2 separate regions of the Homo sapiens genome follow, and region 1 is linked to region 2. Evidence: read pairs that join two places in POLR2A ChIA-PET (ENCODE). Cell type or tissue: PC-9. All regions are shown on one strand. Each heading gives the region's core, and the rest is flanking DNA. Links, peaks and the distances in the headings are about the cores only.

Region 1 (2,824 bases), core at 240-2,739, 55 kb after region 2:
AGAGCTCAGGCGGTAATGCGTGAAATGGGGAGCAACTGTAAATACAGATGAAGTTTCGCTGGCTCACCTGCCACTCACCTCCTGCTGTGTGGCCTGCGGGTTGAGGACACCTGTCGAACAGTTTTCACAATTCACCTATAAAATGGGGACTATTATTATCATCTCTATTTTATAGACTGAAGTTGTAGTAGATGAAGTCCAAAAATCGCCCACAATTGTTGATGTCTCCTTGTGTTCACACCCTGTACGATGTGACTTTGCAGCAATGCCCATCAAAATATAGAGTCTGTTTCCCACCTCATGAATCTGGGCTGGCCCTGGGACTTGCTCAAGCAGTAGAATTAGACAAAAGTGACACTCTGACCATTCTGAGCCTACATTACAAATAGCATGTTTCTACTAGCTGTTTTGGATCCCCAGAGCCACCATGTGTGGAAGTGCAGGCTTGCTATGCAGAGGGTGAGGCTATTCTAGACTGCATCATTGTCCTGGCTGACTCATTAGCTCATCACAGACAGACACATGAGCTAGCCACAGTCCTAAGACCAGCCTAGTCTAGTCCAGACCAGAAGAGCCATCCAATCAATCCACAGACTCATGAGCCTAATAAATTCTGCTTTTATCTGCTTTGGCTTGGTTATACAGCATTATTTGTGGTAATAACTGAGGCATAAACTCCAAGAGGTTGTATTACCAACTTAAGACCACACATCCAACAAGTGATAGAGCCAGGAACTAAATCATAATCTATGGAATTGAAAACCTATGTCCTTCAAGACCACACATCCAACAAGTGATAGAGCCAGGAACTAAATCACAATCTACGGAGTTGAAAACCTATGTCCTTACCTATCACAATATGCTAAGATAATTGTCTTAAATCGGCCGAAGTGCTTAACATATAAAAGCCATTAATACTATTCTCTATTATTAAACCCTATAATACAGGGCAAGTGAGTGTTTCCCTTGTCTGTGTCAGTTGCTCACAACTGTTTCTCCAAAATGAGCACTGTACCTGACATATAATAACTCTTCAGTAAAGATTTATTGAATAAATTACTGAAGGTTGGCTACTCAGATAAATCATCAATGAAGCCTGCCCTTGAAGAGCTGAGAGTCTAAAAGAGAAAATCAAATGCAGACATAAATAACGGTAATTTAACATGGGAAGGTTAAGTGCCACAGGCAAGGAATCAGTAGAGCATTCTCGGAATTCAGAGGCAGGAGAAATTACTTACTACAAGGGAGGCAATAAAATATTTCACTGAAGTGATGATGTTTAATTTTATCCTTAGTGCCTGGACTTTGAACATATGGAGACTATGAGGAAGGGGCATTACAGGCACAGGGACACCGTAAGCATCCCATGGGGTAAGAAACAATGCTATGAGCACAAGGAAACAGTGACTTCCATTGGGTTAAAAAATCAATGTAGCCTATTTCATGAGTCAAAGACTTCATGTAAGCAGATCCTCCTACTCTGACTCATAGACTGACTCATAGACAAATTGGCTGTGTTTTGTTCCCTTAGCTCTTCTATTTCTTATTGGTTCATTGATTCCTTATTCATTGATACATTGATTCATTCTTCAACAAATATCATTATGTCTAAGAACACAGGTAGCCTCCATTTACAAATACTAGAAAGGAGAAAGCATTTCATTGGCTCATTTTAAAACAGAGTATAAGATCTTAAAAGGCAAGGACACTTCTACCTTTCTTCACTTCTAAAAGCACCTGTCACATAATGGTACTCAACTGGACACTAAACACACAAATACACACACAAAAAGCTGATTTTAAATTAACTTAAAAGTTAAGAAAAAACTACCTCTTTTAGCCAACAAGGAGTTCACTTAATGTTCATTATCTGTTACTTCTATAAGGTTTTACTGTATTTCCCATTAGAGAAATCTAAATATTAATGAGCATCTTTATGTTCATTGACTGTGCTAGACATCAAGTTCAGGACTTTGTCTGAGATACAATTCTTGCCCTCAAGCAACAGAGAGGAGCTACTACCAGGGGCTCTTCTAGCTTCTGAGGGTACAAAGGTGAATGAGATAGAGAAATTCGTCGTTGTCATAGAGCTTCCAGACCAGAAGGAAGAATACCTGCAACATAGCAATATCCAAACATGCCTATAATAAAGAAATAGCCAATTATAAAATCTTTAAGATAACTTCAAACAGTCATACATGCTACAAGATAATAAAACTAAAATATAACAGAAAGCTCTGGTTTGTCTTTTTAAAATGAATTCAAGAAAGAATTCTGGAAGAACTAATAGTGACACTGAGAAGAGATTGACAAAATAAGTGTCAGCCACAGGACAATCTGAGGACAGGGTTCTAGGCAGTGCAAGTGGCAACTGCCAAGGCCTTAAGTCTGGAATAAATTTGGCTATCACATATGTATATCTGACAATTTAAAGTGAGGTAAGTACTTCCAAGGAACATACAAAGAGATATTGGCATACTACTAGTCAGTGATTCCAGTTCAAAGCTAGCCACAGAACTTGAGATAATCTTACCTAGAGCACATTCAGAATGAGTGCATGTATGTAGAGCGTGTTTGCCTGCTCTGTTAACCACAAGTTACTCTTGGCTGTCAACCATGAATTGGAGGCCATCCTTAACTGGCTTGGCTTCCTCGCTCGCTATCTCTCATGCTTTCAAGTTCTTGGCACTTCTGCGTGCCTGTGCTAAAATGGCAGTCTTAACCGCTGCAACCCACCCATCCATTCCACTCCCACCAACGTCTGTCCCTGACCAGAGACTCCTCAGCACCTGAGTCGTCAGGTAGCAAGCACCCTTTTATCCAT
Region 2 (2,824 bases), core at 95-2,594:
GGATGCTGTTGATATACTGACAAAAGGAACGAACCATAGTCCTTGCCCTCATAGAGTTTATAATCTATGAAAACAATCGCACCATTAAAGGTATAATACAGTTTTGTTGTGATAAATGGTATAAGGAAATAGTGAATGGTGCTATGAGATAGTGCAAAGAGAATTTGGGCAGAAAGTTCAGGGATGTAATCATGAAGTTTAGATTAGACGATATTAATTATGAGAAGAGGGACAGAAAACCAGGATATTTAGGCACTAATGGAGAGAACAGATTGGAAGGGCAATAGTGATAATAGATGCCAGTGGATCTCAAGTAAATCTTGTATGAAAACAGTTCAATTTCTTTCTTTCTTTCTTTTTTTGAGACGGAGTTTTGCTCGTGTCACCCAGGCTGGAGTGCAATGGTGCAATCCCAGATCACTGCAATCTCTGCCTCCTGGGTTCAAGCGATTCTCCTGCCTCAGCATCCGGAGTAGCTGGGATTACAGGTGCCTGCCACCACACCTGGCTAATTTTCATATGTTTACTAGAGATGGGGTTTCACCGTGTTGGTCAAACTGGTCTCAAACTCTTGACCTCAGGTGTTCCATCCATCTCAGCCTCCCAAAGTGCTGGGATTGCAGGCCTGAGTCACCGTGCCCGGCCAAACAATTCAATTTCTACTTCTATTGGTGCCACAGGCTATTTGAGTTGCAATGATCTTCCAGATTACCTCACCTAGTCTCTCACCCATTGTAAGAATCTCTACCTCTATTTATTCATTCATTTATAAAACACTTCTAAGCTTTTCTAGGCTCTGGAGATATTCAAGTAGAAAAAAAAACTGTTCCTGCCTGCCTGAAATTAATGTTCTAGTACAAAGAATCAGACAACAAACAAACAACAGGTAAATATAGAATATGTCAAAGGCTGGAAGGGCTACGGAGAAGTTGTGGGGTGGGGGCAGGGAGGAGGAGATATACCTAATGTAAATGACAAGTTAATGGGTGCAGCACACCAACATGGCACATGTATACACATGTAACAAACCTGCACTTTGTGCACATGTACCCTAGAACTTAAAATATAATAATAATAATGAAAAACAGAGTGAGATGCAGAGATAGTTTATTGGGGGCTATTTAAATACAGAGGTGTAGAAAGTCCTTATTGGTATGAAGAAGTCACTGGGGTAGAAATTTGAAAGAAATAAGCAAGGGAGGCATGCAGCTATCAGGAGGAAGAGCATTCCAGGCAGAGGAGAGAACAAAAGTGAAGCCCCCAGGCAGGTGCATGCTACTGTGTTCTAGGGGCAATAAGGAGGCCAGTGTGGCTGGGCTGAGTGAACAAAGTCCAAAGAGGAGTAGGGAAGGAGTGCAAAGTGGGAATAGGAAAACAGTTCATGTGGGGCCTTGGAAGCCTTTGTAAATGGACTTCTGCTTTCCATGAGATGAGAAACTCCTGGGAGCCCTTAAGCAGAGGGTGACATTAAATGACTCTGATATTTAAAAGAGCACTTTGGAGACTGTGTGAAAACATTAAGAGCAGAGGTCAGAGCAGAAGCAAGGATAGAGATGGGATAGAAACCTATTGCAATAATGAAGGCAAACAGATTAGGATGGTTTGAACCTGATGATAGTGGTAGAGAGGGTGAAAGTAATTGTACCCTGGCCATGAAAGGAAGGTAGGGTTAACAAGATTGGCTAACGGATTGGTCATGGGGTATGAGAGAAAGAAACGAGGCCAAGATGACTTCGAGGTTTGTGGTCTGAGCAACTAGAACAATGTAGCTACCATGAACTGAAATTGAAACTATGGGAGGAAACCATCTGGGGGAGAGGAATATGAGGAGTCTAGGTTTGCACATGTTAAGCAAAAGCTGCCTATTACAGAGTTAGTGAGATATGGAGTAGGCAGTTGGTTTTATGGAAAGAGATTGATATTTCAGGGAAGAGATACATACAATTGGGAATACAGGATGAGATTACGTAGGTAGGTCATGTAGACAGGGAAGTGCGGAAGTCCAAGGACTGAGATCCAAAAAGCTAATATCCAGGGAACCTAGTTCATTATGTATTTATTTCACAAATGTTGAATATCTCCCAAGTACCAGAAATATGATATCAAGAAGTGGAGACTCTTTCCCCACACTTTGATTCTAGGCTGGTGTTATGACTTGCTTTGACCAATAGAATGTAGTGCAAGTCACAATGTGCTCATTCTGGGCCTAAGCCTAGAGAGGCCTGGCATGCTTCCATTCTGTCTCTTAGGGTCCTGCCACCACCACATATGTTAGCCTGCTGGAGGACGACAGCCAGCCAACCTCCAGACATGTGAGTGAGGCCAACCTAAACCAGCCAGCCCTCAGCCATCCCAGCAGCTGAACACAGATGCATGAGAAAGGCCAGTCTGTATTACCTGAATGCAGCCCAGAAGAGCAGAACCACCTATTGGGTCCTTAGTCTCATGGGAAATAGTAGATGGTGGTTGTTTGCTGCCACTAACATGTGGAGTGGTTTTCGATGAAGTAATAGTTAATTAATCCAATTTTTGTCTTCCCAACTCTACATGTGCAAATTCTACCCATTCCATTTCAAATATACCATCCTCCATGAAGTATTGCCTGATACCTACAGCAAGAAGTCAGCTCTTTTTCCTCTGACACCCTACAGCATTTAAACTGTATCTTTTGGTATTTGTCAGAATAGGTTAAAACTATGCTGCTGTAACAAATTTCTTTGGCTTTGTATAAAAAAGATTTATTTCTTGCTCATGGTACACAACTTATGAGAATTGCCGGGGAGTTCTGCTTCACACATTCTCTCAGGCTACCACACTGAGGCAA

What was found. Peaks named below come from ENCODE experiments on the same cell type or tissue, not always from the same donor. Only the 100,000 strongest peaks of a DNase experiment are listed, where the experiment ranks them.
Region 1: POLR2A ChIA-PET joins it to region 2 with 6 read pairs; 2 of 35 experiments call an interaction of 5 or more read pairs at or near these places.

Annotation. Positions count from the first base shown.
Region 1 is chr5:145,482,922-145,485,745 of GRCh38, forward strand. It overlaps a transcript of PRELID2 not described here. Among named protein-coding and RNA genes, the nearest start is that of PRELID2, 350 kb to the right of the region's middle. RefSeq lists a silencer at 1,332-1,532. In PC-9, for the core only: no CTCF peak of the experiment used is centred there; a DNase peak (open chromatin) is centred at 1,480.
Region 2 is chr5:145,427,614-145,430,437 of GRCh38, forward strand. It overlaps LOC105378211 (a long non-coding RNA gene), which reads left to right and starts at 2,254. Exons shown (of 3, transcript XR_007058983.1): 1 at 2,254-2,312. It also overlaps a transcript of PRELID2 not described here. In PC-9, for the core only: no CTCF peak of the experiment used is centred there; no DNase peak of the experiment used is centred there.